2 separate regions of the Homo sapiens genome follow, and region 1 is linked to region 2. A link is a loop called in an ENCODE intact Hi-C map of the cell type or tissue named here. Cell type or tissue: PC-9. All regions are shown on one strand. Each heading gives the region's core, and the rest is flanking DNA. Links, peaks and the distances in the headings are about the cores only.

The links. Hi-C counts contacts between places; a loop is a spot of excess contacts. Peaks named below come from ENCODE experiments on the same cell type or tissue, not always from the same donor. Only the 100,000 strongest peaks of a DNase experiment are listed, where the experiment ranks them.
Region 1: it touches region 2 in a loop (19-fold over the local background); 2 of 110 quality-filtered maps call a loop at or near these places.

What each region holds. Positions count from the first base shown.
Region 1 is chr11:104,447,563-104,457,924 of GRCh38, reverse strand. No RefSeq gene overlaps it. Among named protein-coding and RNA genes, the nearest start is that of LINC02552, 160 kb to the left of the region's middle. RefSeq lists an enhancer at 5,094-6,293. In PC-9, for the core only: no CTCF peak of the experiment used is centred there; DNase peaks (open chromatin) are centred at 5,404, 5,464 and 5,844; H3K4me3 peaks cover 1,654 bases; H3K27ac peaks cover 4,367 bases.
Region 2 is chr11:104,565,001-104,575,362 of GRCh38, reverse strand. LINC02552 (long intergenic non-protein coding RNA 2552) reads left to right here. Exons shown (of 4, transcript NR_120585.1): 2 at 2,766-2,806; 3 at 6,232-6,315; 4 at 6,442-6,874. Among named protein-coding and RNA genes, the nearest start is that of LINC02552, 39 kb to the left of the region's middle. In PC-9, for the core only: no CTCF peak of the experiment used is centred there; DNase peaks (open chromatin) are centred at 1,752 and 4,832.

The sequences.
Region 1 (10,362 bases), core at 1,194-9,193, 120 kb after region 2:
GGAAAGAAACAGAGAGCTGCAAATAACTCAGCCCTGATATTCTTAAGCAATACCAGCAACCACCTCCATCTAGACTGTCATTTATATGAGAAAACTGAAACTTCCAGGGTCTTTTAAACCCAAATATATTTTCCACTACAGGTGAAGCATCCCTTATTCTAAATGCTTCAGACAAGAAGTGTTCGAGATTTCAGATTTTGGAATATATTTGCATGTACATTATGAGATATTTGGTAATGAGACTTATCTAAACTTGAAATTTATTTATGTTTCATATATATTTATGCACGTAGTCTGAAGGTAGTTTTATAAAATATTTTTAATAATTTTGTACATAAAACAAAGTTTGTGCACACTGAAACATCAGAAAGCAAAGGTGTCACTATCACAGCCACCCATGTGGACAATCTGTGTTGTCTGGTGTCACTATCATTCCTGACTCTAAATTTGTATGCCACTGATAAGCAATCATTTTTTACACTTATTCACACATAATCACTTAAAAGTAAAAAGTATGACATACCAATAATACAATGAAAAAGCAATGTGTTCAGGGTTACTAAGCAGCATGGTAGCATCACCAGAGTACACCCGTGTCAGCTGTTAAACAAAAGCAATGACAAACAACTGCAGGCTTTTGGTCTGTCCCTACCTACAATGCTGTATTTGGCTAAAAGGTTAGTGTGTACCGTATTTTATTTTTTCAGTGAGAAGAAATATCAGAAGCATTTGAGGGCCCCAAAATGTGGGTCCTGCAGGGATGAGGAGGCATTCTGTTAGATAGCCTTTTAAAATGTCTTCTTCAGAGTCATCTAACTCAGTAACAACAGTTTATGCCTCAGAGGTCTCTTTTTGATTCTATTAACTGACATAATTTATTGTTCTGTGGTAAGTGCACATGGCTCTAGTCCTTCATTAAGCCCATCGCACATTTTCACCATATTGTCTAAAGGCAGTTTTTCCACAGCTATTTCCGCACTTTTTAATGGAAATTCATAAAGAAATGGCATATCATCACTACATGTGCCATTTTATTACTCTTTGTGGGCCTGCTTGAATGGGGGAATCTGAGTATGCATGTTAAAGATATATAGCAGCTAAACGGGTTTAAGGGGTCTCATTTTTTCTTGCAGACACTGAATAAACTGTGTGTTCTGTGCATTTTGACTGCAACCCATTACATAATGTTGGGTGTGGAATTTTCCGCTTGTGGCAATCATTGTCAGCACTCAAAATGTTTCAGATTTTGGAGCATTTTGGATTTCCAGTTTTTGTATTAAGGATGTTCAACATGTACTGACTGCCACACCAAAAACTTCAATAGGAATAAATAACTACTTGAAGAAGACTATTAACTTCTACCGAGGCCCAATACTCTCATATATATGACCACAACAATATCTATGTCACGGTATTGCTACTCAAGTTACATAAAATGAACATATTTTTTTTAAAGTATATAGAAATGCCTTATTAGTTACTTTTAGCACCAGATTATCATATGTGTACATGAAGAATATCTCTACCATGAATTCTAATTATCCAAGTTTTATATGATTTTTAAAAAGCAAGGCAAATATTTCCTTTTTATTCCATTTTAAAATCATGAATGAAAGAGTTCATCTCACCCTCATTCATAAGTAAATATTAAACTTTACACTTGTGTTTCATATATTCTTTATACCACTGCATCACTGTATGAAATTTTAATGAAAGGTAGTCTTTATTTTATGCATTACGAGAAACAATTTAAATGTAATTTTGGAAATTTTAGCAGCAAATATAATTTCACTTAAACAATGGGAGTATCTTTTTAAATTGTTGTATCTTTCCAGTTCTTTCTAGATTTGTTAAATTTGTTAAATTAATTTGTAAAACCAATTCTTATGTAATAGGGACTCTACATCAGTTTGGCATCAAAAATGGCCCAAAAGCTAAGGAAACATTGGGGAATTCATACCTATGAATTCTGGAGATAATTATTTCTTAGCTGAAATTCAGAAACAGCTAATTGCTTAGAATAAAGTATGATGAAGAAAGAATATTTTCCAAGATTTTAGGAGAGCAAAGGAGCAAAATACCAATGTATGACAGAGGTGGTGGGGAGTTGGAGAAGAAGAAAAACATATATAAATTAATCTTTTATATTGTCCCAGAATGCTTTTGTAGTTGCAGAAACATGAATATTAAAGATATAATCCTTCTAATTAGTTTTTTAATACTTCCAAAAACTCAGTTATACCACCTTTGCCTTAGGGTATAATTTAGTCAGAATTTCATATAGCCACTTACCACCACCCACATAGTCAGTCCCTTCTATTATTCTGTTTCTTGCAATAGCCACTCAAGCAATTAGAACTTTCATATTATTTCTTATGTTCCATAAGCTGTTTTTTAAAAATTACCAACCAAATAGACCTTAGAAAATATTCAGAGTTTAGTAGTAAACTCATAAGTCACCATAGGTAAGAAACTGGCCATATGTTGTCTGCAGCCTGAAATCCTGGCCATTCATGTGCTGGCCTTTCCAGTATCAGCTCCTATAATCTGCCCCTTTCACTTAGTTAATGTCCATTGAGTATCTGCTATGTGCTAAATGCAAACACAGCAGATGACAGGAAGCCTTGACCCTTCCGTGTTGGATATACCATCTCAGACTCATTGACAATATCCAGTTCCCCAAACACATCATGCCCTTCTAGGCGCCCTCTCTTCAGTTGCTTAGAGACAGGAGATTCATCCTTCATGGGACAGAAAGTGAATGTTCTTTTTAAGAGGTAAAGCAGCTGTGTAAATGCTAGAGATTGAAGCTTGGCCTCCAATGCCAAAGACTTGCTGTTACCTCTTTCTAGATAAACAGAATCAAGTCATTGCCTCTTCCTTCTCAGCGCCCCTCACCCCACCACACACATAAACACTCTCATTGATAAGATCGTGGACTTTGGAGTCAGAAGCCCCCTAAGGTTGCTGTGAGTTTGAACAACTTTATTTAACATTCAGAGTCTCAATTTTTATTATGAAACTAGGAAAATAATAGTATTTATTTCATCGTGATTTCATAAAAGTTTTTAAAAGACACCTAAAGTCACATGACTCAAGAATGCTATAGATTAAAACTGAAGATCAGAATAAATGTACCTGCTATAATTTGTATGTTTGTTCCCGCCAACTCTTATGTTGAAATTTGATCCCTTATTTTGCAGGTGGAGCTTAACAGGAGATGGGTGGGTCATGGGGATGGATACCTCAAGAATAGATTAGTGCCCTTCCTGGAGGAAAGAGGCCTGGGGTGGGGGAGGGAGGGATGGCTGCAAGTGAGTTCTCACTCTACTGTTACCATGAGAGCTGGTTGTTAAAAAGAGCCTGGCACTTCCCCTCTCACTCTCTCTGCTTCCTTTTTCAATGTGTGATTTCTGAGCACCCTGAGTCTCTTTCACCTTCTGCTATGAGAGGAAACAGCCTGAGGCTTTCACCAGATGCCCAGCCTTCCAACCAGCAGAACTATGACCCAAATAAACCTCTTTTTATTAATTACCCAGCCTCAGGTATTCCTATACAGCAACACTAAATGGACTAAGATGGTACCCCTTAATCTGCATCACACTTCTTGGCCAATAGCTCATGACAAGGAAAAGAAAAATATGATCATAATAGAAGCTGGGGGGATATTAAAAATAAATCAAATGAATGGAATGATGGGTTTTATATGTTGACTAGAATATGGGAGGACAATGATGAGCCACGTTGAGAAGTGATACGATATCATTAAATCCACCAGAAGACAATCATTCTGGAGGCCATTTTCTGTCTCCTGTTTCACTACTAACAATGGTTCTGAGAAAGGAAGTGATCATAACCTGAACAAAGATAGAGTTCTCATGAGTCCTTTTTCTATTAGTTTTAATAGCACCATGTTGTCATAGCCACACTGACCCATCTCTACTAAAAACTGCATTCCCAATCAAAATGATTCTTCTGGTAGAAACAGCAAGTTCTGCCAGTGTGAACACAAAAGAATGAAGGTGATTCAGGAAATGAGAACTCGGCATTTATTAAAAAACGTTATCTATATAGTTCTAGATCATCAAGATATAATTGTTAGCTTTATCAATAATAAAAGGGAAATGGGTGTACTGAAAGTTTTTAAAGACTGAGTTACTTTGGGTTCAGTGTAAGTTTATCCTAATACCTGAGTATTAAGAGCTTTTTAATATAAATTCATAGAGTAATATTGAGTGAACAGTTCAAACTTTGATTTAATATTAAGTTTCCCAGAATACTAAATCTTGAAAACATAATCATTTCAAAAACAATAGATTATTATTAAAATCCCCAGGGTTAAAGATAAAACTTATACTGTGAAGACAAAAGTAAAAGTATTGAACTAAATATGAAGTTAAACAAGGGAACTAGCAATTGACATTTAGTAGAAAAGGATGAAACAGAGAGGGTTTTGTGTGTTTATGTTTAAAGATTATAACCATAAAGTGTATGGTATAAAGGTAAGTAAAGGAGCTAGACACTCCCGTGCTGTGATTTATGAGGCCCTAGAAAAACTATTCTGTTTTTTAAAATATGTTTTTTCTATCTCAACTATCTAGAATTTTATAAAACCAGAAAATTCCCCATCACTGGTATTTTTCTTTTTTCTTTTGTGATGTGTTAATCCTTTTTTCAATACAAAGTTCAACTTATAAGAAGCTCTGAGCTCTTTACATATACAAGAAATGAATTTAATCTCTCACTTTCCCTCCAACAACTAGTTGATAAGGAAAGTAATCCAGGAAGGAGGGAAATAAGGAATTTGGGTACAAATAGCATCAGGTGTGTTAGAATAATTTTAAGCAGGAGAAGGACTGCTAAAAATCACTAAATCCCTGGATTTGGAATGCTAGGCGTAGAAGACTGGGAAAAAAAAAAAAACAAGACCAGACAAAGGAGAGAAAACATTAACAGCCTCAATACCTGTGTCTCCATTTCACCCTCACTGTGGTCATAGTCAGCCTATCATACATGAACTTTTTCATTCTTTTGGAGGAATATAGCAAAGAAGGATATAGTGGAGCTACAGCAGCTTTTATGTCAATGGCCAAAGGTAATGTTGAATATGAATTTAATCTACAAAGGCAGTTACATAACTGGAGTAAAATGTGAGCCACATTCCTTTCTTCTATAGTTCACCAGCAAACACAAGTTTGGAAGCTGGTGGTTCTTCTGGACATACAAGTCTTCACACACCACTTTCTGGGACATGAGTAATGCTTCAATTTCATTGTTTCCATGGGGACAGAAAATCTCAATGTGGTACTAAGCACCAGAGGTAGAGAATCAGTGCCTTTAAGAAAAGGAAAGGTGAGATCCTGAGCCCCAAAGGACACAGGGTTATAAATAAGCTTTTATATTCTGGAACAAACCCATTTTTTCCCAAGACTATACCCCAGGATCAAGAGAGTTAAAATCCACTCATTATTTACCAATTTTACAAATGAGGAAACAAAGTATAGAAAACTGATGTGACTCAGCTGGGTGTGGTGGCTCATGCCTGTAATCTCTGCACTTTGGGAGGCCTAGGCAGGTGAATCACCTGAGGTCAGGAGCTCAAGACCACCCTGGCCAACATGGTGAAACCCCATCTCTACTAAAAATACAAAAATTACCTGGGCGTGGTGGCATATGCCTGTACTCCCAGCTACTCAGGAGGCTGAGGAAGGAGAATCGCTTGAATCCAGGAGGCAGAGGTTGCAGTGAGCTGAGATCACGCCACTGTACTCCAGCCTAAGCAACAGAGTGAGACTCTGCTAAAAAAAAAAAAAAAAAAAAAAAAAAAAGAATAAAACTGATGTGACTCACTTGGAGGTAAAATAACTAGAAGATAGCAGAGGCAGGATTTGACATCATCTCTCAGTCCAGTGCTCACTAGCCAGCTGAAATTTCCCAAGAGGATTTTGGAAAACAGCCAGAATAAATATTCCTCCAGAACATATCTGTAGAGGTGATTTCTATATAATATCATATGAAGGGAGATTATTCTTATTTTGATACATTTCAAGAATTTAACTCAGCCATTCACATTCTTGAACTATAAAATACTTACCCGTCTGCAGATAACAAGAGTAGTTTGTCAGTGTCTGTAACCAGGCATGGAAGCCAGGGAGACAACATCCAACAACAAAAAGATGGGGAGTAAAATCACAGGAAAGCTAAAAATATAGAATCCCAGAGTGAACAGAATGCAAAGTTCATTTTATCTTGAGAAAACACATTTTTATGGAAAGGGTTAAGGATGTTGAGTCCAGAGACAAATTTTTACGCCAAGATTCACAAACCAATGTAAAAGACACCTGCCTTAAACTCATTTTTTAATGAAGACTTTTCTTTTCATAACATGCTGATAGTAACAGACTAAATTTGTCTCCAGATATGCCCTTGAGAAAGATGGAAGGGAGGCTAACCTGCCAAGTGGGTCTGTCAATTCAACAGCACTTGTCTTCACTTCCAAGGGGCGGAACTAGAGGCAAACCTGTCAGTAGCCAGCAGCCACACTCCAGGAAAGCCAAGTACAAACACCAGAAGGCCAGGAACAGAATGAGAGCCCGATTCCCAGTGCCTTGCCAAGGATCATAGTCAGATAGACTGGGCAGAGGAAAGGTAGAATGGGACACATTTGGGAAGGGTACAAGGATATTATTACCTAAAGGAAATTACCTAGTAGCTTCCATAACTTTCTTCTTCCGTTGGTGGGTGAATTCTCTGTGGTTAAGAAAGCTGGAGTCACTGTAAAGTTCATATACATATATGTTTTCAAACTGTTTTTCTGTCCCAGGGGCTAAAGCTTAACAGTTAAGAACATAAACTTTATGATTAGACCAAATTTTAATTTTCCTCTGAATCTTACTCAAGAATTACTATTTGACTTACTGAGTTTCAGTTTCTCTATTGATAAAACAAAATAATAGCATTTAGCCATCTATTCTACTGTAAGACTTAACTGAGAAAATAATATAATACCCCAAGCATAATTCCTGACATATAATAAACACAGAATATTCTGCTCTTGGCCCTCTGGTGTTTGTACTTGGCCTTCCAAGGGGGCAGACCTCCTGGAAATCAACATAGTGCTGGTGAATTGACAGGCCTGCCTGCCAGGTTAGCCTGCCCTCCATCTCTCTAAAGGGCATACATGAAGACAAATTTAGTCTGTTATTATCAATACCATATTATAAAGAGAAAAGTCTTCATAAAAAGAGGCTAAGTCAGGTCTCTTTTACATTGGTTACATCTGAACACAGACTATACAAAGTAATTGTATTTTATCGTCTCACAATTTATCAAGATGGATATCAATATTAGCTGATAAATTGCAATTAAACACAACCAAGTTGTTCATGATTATTAGGCTATCAACATAGGATTTGAAAAGAACAGGACAAAAGGTTAATGAGTGATTGGTAAGCAGGTATAAAAGAGGGTCAGCACCGATATACAAGGTCAACATACCACAGCATCATTTCATTCCATTAAATTTTCTTTATGCTAAGCTTTATGTGAGAAATAATTTTCAGAAAGATGCAAATCTCTCTGTGGCACAATATTAATTAGTGATGTTAATAGCAATAGACATTTATGAAAATGGGGATAGAAATGTGTCATTTGCAAGCTTGTTCACAGATTCTCACAGAGCATTTTACTTTGAAGATCATTGTTAATTTCTGATTATTTGCCCCCAAGAGGCATCCAGTGCCAAAACACAAGATGTGAATGAAAAAATACTATTACCAATAACCAATATAAGAAAGAAATATGTCATATATCATTTTTAACCTTTTTTACCACAAAATTAATAATATATTTCTTAGTTTTGTCAAGAAAACCTTTGAACCAAATTTAATTCTAATATTCCTTAGATATTGTGGGATATAAAAGTATTAATGAGTATGTTACATATTTGAAAAAAATAACTATTAACTCTTGCATCAAATGTTTATTGGTCATCCTCTGCATGAGGCAATGTCCTAGACACTGAGCTAGAGATATGGATAAATATATTTTGAAACACATTTAAGCAATAGTACCTATAAATAGATCTTTAATGTATAAACATAGGGTACTTCTAAAATCTGTATGCAAAAGTAGGTAAAAAAGTAATTAAACTTTTACATTTAGACTAGTTAATATATTTTTGGAATGACTTTGGCCAAAAGTAAATGAATTATAGTTTTAGCTTGTTTATAAAGCCAATGAAATCATTTCCTATTTAAAAAATCTTTGGTAATACTAAAATATTAATCATCTCTTAAACCAATCAGTCACATCAGATAGAAAGCCTTCCCACAGATACACAAACATGTGCCCATTGGCTATGGAAAAGCACTCCAGCAATCTAACACATTTCTCTCAAATGCGTATATTTTTGTAATTAGGAAAATAATTAAATTCACGTAGTGAATTTCTCCCAGCTTGCTCAAACACTTCATGGCTCATTGATTTAGATACTTTGAGCATGTTAATGACAAGTGACACCCCTAGACATGTGAAATGTGATGTAACTCCTCCAGGACATCATTTACTGCACCTTTGTGGTCTAAAAGATAAAAAAGGTATGCTGAGATGAATCACTTTTATGAATCTGTAATGTATTATTAATTCATGTATTTTTCACAGTTATATTGAATAGAATATATAAATAAAATACAACCATATTCCAATCACGGCAAACTGTATACAACAACACAAGAGAATTAAATGGTCAGCAGGTAGTACTAACTAAGCTATATTTTAAAGTTCTCCCCAAGTAACGTGTCATGTGGTATGGCAGCCAGGGACCTATGCTGGTCCCTTTGTGGATCAGCCACAGAGGGGAGGAGCTAGCTGAGAGCCTCCCAAAGGGAAGGAGCTAGCTGAGAGCCTCCCAGTACAGCACCTTTAAGATCCACTGTGATATTGGAGCCAAGGCCACTCTCTCCTTTGACAGCTTGAAAAATACATTAAAGCCTGATGATGGTACCAGGGCTTGGTACACTTCTACTCATTGTCAACTCATCTACATGGAATGTTGTGCCAAAGCACTCTGTTAAGTGGACTGAGACTTTTCTCTGAGCACCACCACAGTCTAAGGCTTTTCCTATGCAACCATCTTCCTTTTTCCTCTCCTTCAATAGGTGCCAAATCTTTTTATGATCTAACAGTCTTCCCTGCCTACTCCTGTTCTCCCCTCCTGTCCATATTTTTCAAAGCATTATTCCCAACGATCCTTTTGTACTTCAAACTGCATCTTGGTGTTTGTTTCTTAAATGTGTGCAGTTTTGTTCAACATATAGTAAACCTTGGAACCTAAAGCAAATACAGAGTATCACCCCTGAACTCAAGCAACCAAGAATAAAGTGGCTTTTACTGCTTATATCATGCTATGTTAGCTAAAACAGTTTTCCCCATTTTTGTAGTGCATAATTCTAAATAATCAGATCAATAAAAGCTTTAAGATCTTTGTGAAGAGCACAGGTATTTATTTAATCTCTCCCAACATTTTTAATTTGTCTATTGTGAGTTCATATTTTGTATTTATAATACATTACATTAAAATATATCTAAATAAAATATATTCTAAATATTCACCTTTAAAAAATTAAACTATTAATAGTGATTATGAAATGATACTTGTGCCTCTAGGTCTTTGAGGTATCACCACACTATCTTCCACAATGGTTGAACTAATTTACACTACCACCAACAATGTATAATAAAAGCTTTCCTTTTTCTCTGCCACCTTGTCAGCATCTGTTGCTTTTTGACTTTTTACTAATAGCCATTTTGAATGGTGTGAGATGGTATCTCATTGTGGTTGTGATTTGCATTTCTCTAATGATCAGTGATGTTGAGCTTTTTTTTTCATATGATTGTAGGCCTCATGTATGTCTTCTTTTGAGAAGAGTTTGTTCATGTTCTTTACCCCCTTTTGAATGGGGTTTGTTTGTTTGTTTGTTTGTTTTCTGGTAAATTTGTTTAAGTTATTTGTATAGTCTTGATACTAGGTCTTTGTCAAATGGATAGATTGCAAAACTTTTCTCCCATTCTGTAGGTCGTCTGTTCACTCTGATTACAGTTTCTTTTATTGTACAGAGCTCTTTAATTAGATCCCATTTGTCAATTTTTACTTTTGCTGCAATTGCTTTTGCCATTTTCATCATGAAATCTTTGCCTGTGCCTACTTCCTGAATGGTACTGCCTAGATTTTCTTCTAGGATTTTTATAGTTTTGGGTTTTACAGTTAAGTTTTTAATCCATCTTGAGTTAATTTTTGTATACAGTGTAAAAAAGGGGTCCAGTTTTGATTTTCTGCATATGGCTAGCCAGCACTCCCAGAAT
Region 2 (10,362 bases), core at 994-8,993:
TCTTATCATTTATCTTCCACCTATAACTGTGAATATGCAGTATTTGGTTTTCTCTTCCTGTGTTAGTTCATCAAGGATAATGGCCTCCAGCTCCATCCATGTTCCTGGATGGAAGACATGATCTCATTCTTTTTTATGGCTGCATAGTGTTCCATAGTGTATATTTACCACATTTTCTTTATGGAATCTGTCACTGGTGAGTATTTAGGTGGATTTAATGTCTTTTATGTTGTGGATAGTTCTGCAATGAACATTTCTGTGTATTTGTCTTTATGGTAGAATGATTTATATTCCTCTGGATATATACTGACTAATGGGATTGCTTGATTGAATGGTAGCTCTGCTTTTAGCTTTTTGAGGAATCACCATAATGCTCTCCACAATGGTTGAACTAATTTACACTCCCACCAACAGTATATAAGCATTCCTTTTTCTTGGCATCAGTTATTTCTTGACTTTCTATAGCCATTCTGACCCGTGTGAGATGGTATCTCTTTGTAGTTTGATTTGCGTTTCCCTAATGATCAGTGATATTGAGCTTTCTTTCATATGCTTGTTGGCTCCATGTATGTCTTCTTTTGAAAAGTGTCTTTTCATGGCCTTTGCACACTTTTTAATGAGGTTGTTTGTTTTTTCCCTTGTAAATTTGTTTAAGTTCCATATAGATGCTGAATTTTAGAACTTTGTCAGATGCATAGTTTGCAAATATGTTCTCTCAGGTTTTAGTTTGTCTGTTTACTCTGTTGAGAGTTTCTTTTGTTGTGCAGAAGCTCTTTAGTTTAATTAGATCCCATTTGTCAATTTTTGCTTTGTTGCAATTGCCTTTGTTATCTATGTCATGAAATCTCTGCTCGTTTCTATGTCCAGGATGGTAGTGCCTAGGTTGTCTTCCAGGGTTTTTACACTTAGGGGTTTTACATTCAAGTCTTTAATCCATCTTGAGTTGATTTTTGTATATGGTATAAGGAAGTAGTCCAACTTCAATCCTCTGCATATGGCCAGGCAGTTATCCCCTCACCATTTTTTGAATAGGTAGTCTTTTTCCCACTGCTTGTTTTTGTCAGCTTAGTTGAAGATCAGATGGTCATAGGTGTGTGGCCTTATTTCTGGGCTCTCTATTATGTTCCATTGGTTTATATGTCTGTTTTTGTACCAGTGTCATGCTGTTTGGGTTACTGTAGCTGTGTAGTATAGTTTCAATTTGGGTAACGTGATGCCTCCAGCTTTGTTTTTTATTTATTTATTTTGCTTATTAATTATTAACTGTGCCCAACCCATTTCTTCATGGTTGATTCAGAAAAGGAGTATCTAGCTTTTCAGTGTCCACGGTGAGAGGCAGCCCCTGCCTAGCATTAAGACTCACATAAAATGTGGGGAATGTTCCAATATGAGAAGGATATTCATTTGTTGGTCAGATAAACAGACAAAAGACAAATACTCACTAAACTGCATTTAGATAAAATTGGGAAGACAGAATAGATGACAGTGGTTAATGACATAGGTTTTGGCACTGGATTGATCTAAGTGTGAATTTTGGATCTCCTACTTTCTAAATATATAACCTCCAACATATTTCCTATCCTTTCTGAGCATCTGCTAGTTAAAATTTCCATAAGAGTAAAACTGTGTCTGCCTTATTCACTATGGTATTTCAAGCAGCTAGAACAATGTCTGGCAAGGAACAAAAGCTCTAAAATAGTTATTGAATGAATGACAAGGCCAAATCCCACTATTACACATGATGACAGCAGCATGTAACATGACTCCTAAACACTTAAATATTTTATTTGTTTTTATGATTATCCAACTGAAGTATTTCCCCATCAATAGACTAAGCTCTATGGAGTCAGGGATGATGAGGTTTTTAAACTATTTTTTTCTGTGACTGTTTAATTATTTGAGAAGATGTACACATTTACATTATTTAGTCATTGTTGAGAATTGAGAAATATCAATTCAATGGCAATACTCAAATATAAAAGATTTTTCTTTATGTATTTATTATTAAAATTAATATCTCCAATAAAATATAATAAATATTTTAAATTTATGTTCATAAAACTATCAGTAATCCACCTATTTTAAAATAAATCAGTGGCCATTTTTGAAATTTTTTCTAAGTACAATAATTCTACTTACTTAATAACATCATCTTTCTAACTAAAGAGAGTGCATGTAATTAAAAACAGTGTGGAGCTAATCACTTCTGAGACTGTCTTCCCTAGGCCTGTCAGGTTTGTCCCACACTTCCTGTTTAGGCAGGTCTCAGTGTGTCAACCTTTTGTGTAGCCATCCATTCTGACAGACCATTAAATATGCGGCCCCCCAACTAGATAAATGTGTCTATACAGATGTTGCTCCAGTGTCTCCTGGCACATAATTTATTTCCTGAGAGTAGATGAGGAACTCTTACAAGGAGGTATTATTATTACTATTATTAGGGCTAACATTTATCGAACCCTTGTTAAATGTCAGGCTCTATGCTAAGTGACTCATGTACAATTACTCTTATAATCTACTCTAAAACTAGATTAAATAGGGTCTATTATTATCCCCACATTACGGGTAAAGAATGGATCTTAGATAGGTCACATAGCTGGTAAGTCATAGAGCTGGGATTCAAACTGAACCCAGAACTCTATGTGAAACTTCTTCCCCATGTTTTCAGATTCTGACTACTAGTTTCTCTCTCCTCTGTTTTAGCAAAGGATTTTTTTTTAATCTTTGCATTTGTATTTTAACTTTTATTTTTTTCTCTTATAAAGAGAGCCCATTTTGCCTAAACAAGAACCACGATTATGTAAAGGTAAGTACTGAATGAGAAATTTTATATTGTATTACTAAATGTGCTTTCAGTCCAGAGTCATGACCTTATGACTCATGCAGCCAGACACAGCGATATGATAAAGATTTGGCTTGTTAGGGTGATATAATTGTGACATCTCTGTTACCCTAGAAATAAGTTGAGATTAGAAAGCACAGAGAATAGCAAAAAGGAGTTGCCCCTTGAACATAAATGTTTGGATTTTTAGCTCTTCTCAAAAATGATATGAAGGCAAAATAATTTTCCATTGTAGAGAAAAATAGCAGGACAGTGATGAAACATAATCTGACCTATTTATTTTTCAATTTTTCCAAAGAAATCATAAACACCTCTAAAACACATGTATACTGGTGGTGTTAGTCAACTTATATCACTGTCTGTGAAGACGATGCAGCAAATTCAATGAAAGTTGTATACATCATGGAAAAGTTTGAATTGCATGAAGAAAAGAAGCTGACGGAAGGTGGAAAATATTTTCAATACTTAGCAATTTTGAAATACACATTATTATTAACTATAGTTAACTCATTGCTCAGTAGATCTAAGAGAAACTTTGTACCCTTTGACCAACATCTTCCCGTTTCCCCCATCCCCAGCCTCTGGTAACCACCATTCTACTTTCTGCTTCCATGAATTCCATTGTTTTAGATTCCACATATGAGTGTTTGGCTTATTTCACTTAGCATGGTCCACCATGTTATCAAAAAGAACAGAATTTTCTTCTTTTTTTCAGGCTGAATAGTATATCTCTAATACTATTGTGTATAGACTATAATTTATTTACCTATTCATCCATTGATGGACACTAGGGTAGATTTCATATATTGGTCATTGGGATTAGTGCTTCAAAGAACATAAAAATGCAGATATCTCTTTGACATACTAAAGAGAATTGTCATATGATCCAGCAATTCCACTTCTGGGTATATATCCAAAGGAGCGAAATTTTTAAAAAGAGAGAGTATTTCATCATTTCAATCTTATATTCATGTAATGAGAATGTTAGTTATCATCAGGATCTCCTATTATCAAATTGTAGTTTACAACAGAGTTCAGCAAATCTTTTCTACAAAGGATGAGCTAGTAAATATTTTAGGCTTTTCAGGCTAATTGGTTTCTGTAAAAACTGTTCAATTCTGCCATTAATAGCATTAAAACAGCCATAAATAATACACAAAAAATGAGCATGGTTGTATTCCAATGAAACATTAAAAAGAAAAAAAACCAAATAGCCTATAGGCCATAGTTTGCCAATCCCTGGTCTGGAAGAGAGATACTCAGAAACACAAATCCTCCAGGTAAAAATAACTGAGACTGCTTAATGTCAGAGCCTTACAAGATCATACTGGGTAGCTTATGAAAACTGTTGCTAAGAAAGTTTGTGCTAACATTCTTCATATTATTTATGGGTATAAATACTGAGGGGAAAAAAACAAATGTATTGTATTAGCTTAAGATAATGAGATCCAGTTAAAAATGAGAAATATTTAACAAAGTCAAGATGATCTCATTATACTGCTGGTAAACCTAAGTGATTATTACAGATTCTGTGACAGCATGAGCAGGAGAACATCATGAGTAAATATATCCACTAGAAATATATAAATCAGGTCTGAGACCATTTCAGAATCTCAGATGTCTGATCATGGGCAATTTCTAAGCTCTTCATTGAGGTCCTTATAGACACATTTCCCATGTCCACCCTTGCTACTCTTTGCTTCAACATTTGCAGAAGATTTTAAAAGTCATGTGCAGTTATTTAGCAGGCACGCACACCTATGCATATACACACATATGGGCAAAGAAAAATGCATGTATTATTTGAAGAACTAGCATCTCTATGACAAAGGAATCATGGAGGATACAGATTTGAGATTCAATGACTGGAGAGAAAGAGGCTGTCTGTCCATCAAAGCACTATCCTTATTGATACTCTAGTCACAGACACTTTTGAAAGGTCTGCAGTTACTCTTTGACCACACTTTATCTGCTGAATGATCTCAATTACTCTGAAGACAAAGGAAAATATGACTAATACATTCTTTCTCTGGGCACAGGAAAGCTTATAATCCTACCCAGTCATCCAGAGGTTAAAATTGGGAAGATTTTATTTTTTAAAAAACTTGTTGCCAAATCCGCTTTTCCTCATGTTTTCCATGCATTGTGAACTATGCTGTCATCCATGCGATCACACAAGTTAGAAATATGAGAGTTGTTTCTTTCTCTTATCCTCCTACTCTTCATTTTCAAGCCCTGACATCTTGTAGATTCTATCTTCAAACCACTCCTCTGTACAAACACTGCTAAAGGCTTTCTTATCATCACCATTGCAGTTTTTTTTTTTTTTTTTTGAGACAGACTCTCACTCTGTCACTCAGGCTGGAGTGCAGTGGCATGATCACGGCTCATTGCAGCCTTGACCTCCTGGGCTCAAGTGATCCTCTCACCTCAGCCTCCCGAGTAGCTGGGACCACAGGTGCATGCCACCATGTTGGGCTAATTGTTGTATTTTTTGAAGAGACAAGGTTTCACCACATTGCCCAGGCTAGCCTCAAAGTCCTGGGCTCAAGCCATCCACCCACCTCAGCCTCTCAAAGTGCTGAAAGTGCTGGAATTACAGGCATGAGCCACCCCACCTGGCCATCATTACATCTAATCTACACTTGCGGAATAGTATCCTAAGATACCTATCTCTTGTCTTTAAAAATCTCGATTTCATCCTTTACATTGCTGCCAGAATTGTATTTTTAAAAGGTAAAGCTGATTATGTTCCCACTTTAAATGTTCCAATAAATAAACCATGCATGTAGGATAAATTTCAAGCCCTTGGCATAGCATACTTAGTTTTCTGTAGTCTATACTTGGTCCAAAAGGCAATAAATGTACCAGCCCTCTTTCCTGTGGAAATCAGCCCTACCTCCCTGGCTACAAATTGGTCTAACACAAAACTCATCATACCTTTTCATGTTGATGGGTCCAAGGAGTTGGTGTATGACCCAACATGGATCTATCAGAGTCCTCTCCTAAAAGTTTCAAACTCTAGTTGGGAAAAGAGTATTCCTTTCATCTCTGTTCATACAGTTAAGAAACTTGAGTCCAAAACTGAGGTCTGTTTAAAAAAATCTCTCTTCTACATTCCTCTTGTGCAATATTAGAAAAAAGAGTAGAGTAAGATACTCTACAGATAAGAGTAAAAATGAGAAGTGGATACCATCCTGCCATTTAAGTCCCTGGCCACAGCTGTCCCTAAGCCAGTTTCCATTTACCCTAACCCACTCTGGTTTTCCATCTTGTGATATGATCCAGTGAATTTCCTGTTTTAGCTTAGACTACTGTATTACGGTATTGCCACTGTAACTAAAAAAATTTCAATTAATGCAAATTTACATTTCTCTCTCTCCCTTTAGTTCTTTCTGTCACCTCTCTGAAGACCTGGTTCATATCTGCAGCTGCAACTCTATCCCTGAACTCATCTTTGAAACTACCCAGAGGTCAGAGGCAAAGGCCCACCATACTCTTTTTTCTTCTTTAATTTTATTCTTTTTTTTTTTTTTTGAGGGGAATTTTATTCTTATCTTACCTAATGTTGACTTCTTTATTTTTTCGAATCCCAACAGATAGACTGTCAAGAGCTTCAGAGCTTTACAACAGGATCTTCCAAGTGCCCTGAGAGGTCATGATGGAGCCAATAGAAATAAATCATACAAAACAAAGCCAGAACCTGGTGGGAGGGATGCTTACAAAACAACATAAACGAGAAGTTGTCTGAAAAAAAATTGTATGGAAGGAAGAAGAGATGAGATAAGGGAAATGAACTCATAATAGCCCCAGTTAAAATACTTACAGTAAAATATCATTAGTACTACTTGATGTTGGTGAAAGGCTCTAGACTCAAGTCAGAAGGCCCAATTTGTTGCTGTGATTTCTTGAACAAATTATGTAATTGTGTTGAGATTCAGTTTTCTTTTCTATCATTGGGTATTAATAACTTCTATGTGATGTCAGAGTTATGATGTGAAGTTAAAATAACTAATAAATGGGTAAACCCTGAAAATTTGATAGAATTTTGTGAATGAGAGAATCTTACAAATACAGTACCTGAAACCAAAAGAATTAAGTCTCAGCTTGAGGAATATCAGATACTAGGGCAGGCTAATGGGATAAAGGTCTCATTGATCTGCCACCTTCAGTCACACTGAAATGGGGCTATATTTTTTTTATTTACTTACCTACCAGTACTGCCAATAGTCAAAATAGTACTACTTTCCAAGTTATTTAACTTTTTTAGTATAACAGAAAAAAAAATCATTTCTAGTTTTCAAGGCATGGATTCAATGAGTAATATAGATTTATATCACTTGGTGAAGACATGGCAATTTCCCTGATACCACTGAAAAATAAATTTAAAAATGCTATTTGATACCTTCTTTAAAAGCTTTTTTTGTTTGTTTCTTTGCTGAAATGGCAAGGATTGAAGATAATTGGATTTACAAAACAACATAGCAAGAGCTCCCAATTTCAGTATTGTGACAGGTCCATTGATAAAACCTGCTCAGGCAGAGACCAAGTTGGAAGGAAGGATAGGTTATTATTTTAGTTCTCCTGAGGTAAAATAAATATTCTTAAAAACGTGCATCCATCCATCCTCTTTTAAGTAGAGAGGTCATCAGTCTCTTTCCTTATTAAAATGAGCACAAACTGAACATGCATAGATTGATTCTCTCTATTCAGTTGCAGTTTGAAACTTAGCCTGCTACACATTTTAACAGAATTTTCTACACATTTTAACAGACACACACTTTCTACACATTTTTAACAGAAGCATTTTAACAGACATTTCTCAATGTGGCTCTCTGACTTTATGACATCAGAGGAAGCAGTCTTCAACCTGGTAAAAAACGTAAAGAAAATGCAATGTCTACTTATAAACTTAACAAGAATATCAATGACAACTATTTTACCAATGAATTTAAAGATTTGGAGATTTCACATAATAGCCAGTAGCTCTTTGACATAAATATAAAGCTATATAATCCACAATTCCATTCTTTGCTTATTTTATGTTTTTCTGAAGTAGTTATTGAGCACCTATTGTGTGTAAAGAGCTGGAATGGACATAAGAATACAGAATGGCAATAGGTTCAAAGAATGCCAAGTACAGGAAGAGGAAAGATGCTGAGTTCTTGTCTGGATTTGACTTTAATTAGTTTTATGACCTTGGTTAAGTCACTTCTCCCATGTAAATCATTGAACACTTTTTTATTGAGGGCTTCCCATAGGTAGAAACAAGAATGACTGAGGAACAAATAAACCCGGCCTCAGCCTTTGTGGAACTGACATGGTAGTGGGTAAGATAAATATTAAAGAATTAAACACATAAACAAATATAAGTAAAGATTATATAAAGTGTAACCAAAAGTAAATAATGTTAAAGAATTTTTAAACATTGAGCTTCTGATTCAATCGGCCAGTCATGGAATACTTATCCGAGGAAGCAAAATTTAGACTGATACTTGAAGGAAGAAAGATTGCTGGGTGTAAATAACAAACGTGGAAGCGTAACAGATCTGAGGAAGTTCAGGCCAGTGTGGTTGAAACGCAGAGACCAAACGGAAGAAGGCAAAGGATGAGACTTACTAACCAGACACTGCCCAAATCCTGCAAGGCCTTACAGACATGGTAAGAAGTTTTGAATACATCCTAAGTCAAATGAAAAATCACCAACAGATATTAAACAGCTGCATGACATGATCAGATTTGCATTTTTAAAGATTACTCCGGCTGTGGTGTAAATAGTGGATTGAGAGTAAGATGCAGCCATTCGAAGTGGCAGACTAGTTACACACACTGAAATGTAATAATGCTGCAAAAAACATAATACTGAATGAAAAAGGAAAAGACAGAATGTGTTCCAAAGCACAATACCTTTATATAATGATAGCTTGATGAAAACACATACAAATAAAAGATTATATATTAAACCTCTTAAAATGGTTGCTCTTGAAAGGCTAAATAGGGATAGCAATGGGGGTAAAAAAAAATAACTCAATAAAACAAGAGAGGGCTAATAAATGGACCAGCAACAATAGTAGGTTATACGCTAATGAGCATGATAAATTCTTAAGGGCCCTAGTATTTTTAGAATGGTAAATGAGCATGGCTTCAACTTAATGTCACCAGGTGCTTAGCCTGTAAAAAGAGAGTCAGGCTATCTTTAGAAGTTTTGAAGCCAGACATTGGCTTCTCCTCTCTAGCTATGAAATTCCTAGACTGCATCTGCTTCCAAGAGAAGGCTGTTTCATCTACATTGAAAATCTGTTCTTGGATGTAGTCACCTTCATCAATTATCTTAGATAATCTTCTGGATAATTTGCTGCAGCTTCTACATCAGCACTGGTCACTTTACCTTGTCCTTTAAGGTTATGGAAATGGATTTTTTTTTTTCCTAAAACCTCATAAACCAACCTCAGCTAGATTCACACATTTCTTCTGCAGTTTTCCCACCACTCTTAGCCTTCACGGAATTGAAGAGAGTTAGGGCCTTGCTCTGGATTAGGTTTTGGTTTAAGGGAATGTGTTGGCTGTTTTAATCTTCTATCCAAACCACTAAAAGTGTTTCTGTATCAACAATAAGGCTGTTTCCCCCTTTTAATCATCATGTGTTCACTGGAGTACCACTTTTAATTTCATTCAAGAGCTTTTCCTTTGCATTTACAACTTGACTAACTGGCACAAAATTCTAGCTTTCAGGCTGTCTCAGGTTTCAACATAACTTCCTTGTTAAGCTTAATCATTTCTAGCTTTTGATTAAAGTGGGAGACGTGCAACTTTTCCTTTCACTTGAACACTTAGTGGCCATTATAGGGTTGTTACTTAAACTAATTTCAATACTGTTGTGTCTTGGACAATAGGAAGGCCTGAGAAGAGGGAGTGGGATGTGGGAATAGCCAGTCAGTGGAGAAGTCAGAACAGATACAACATTTATCAATTAAGCTTATCATCTTATAAGGGCACAATCTGTGGTGCCCCAAAACAATTATAATAGTAATGAGAGGTGACAACGTGCTAGCAGCCCTTGCTCACTCTCAGCACCTCTTGGACCTCGGCATCCACTCGGGCCACACTTGAGGAGCCCTTCAGCCCACTGCTGCACTGTGGGAGCCCCTGTCTGGGCTGGGTGAGGCCGGACCCGGCTCCCTCTGCTTGCGGGGAGGTGTGGAGGGAGAGGTGCGGGCGGGAACCCAGGCTGCACGCGGTGCTCGCGGGCCAGTGCGAGCTCCGGGTGGGTGTGGGCTCGGCAGGCCCCGTACTTGCGCAGCTGGCCCCAGGCAGTGAGGGGCTTAGCACCCGGTCTAGCAGCTGCAGAGGGTGCGCCAGGCTACCCCAGCACTGCTGGCCCGCCGGCGCCGCACTTGAATTCTCGCTGGGCCCCAGCCACCTCCCCATGGGGAAGGGCTCGGGACCTGCAGCCCACCATGCCCAAGCCCCCCTGTGGTAGGATCCCACATGGCCTGAGCCTCCCCGGCGGGCGCTGCCCC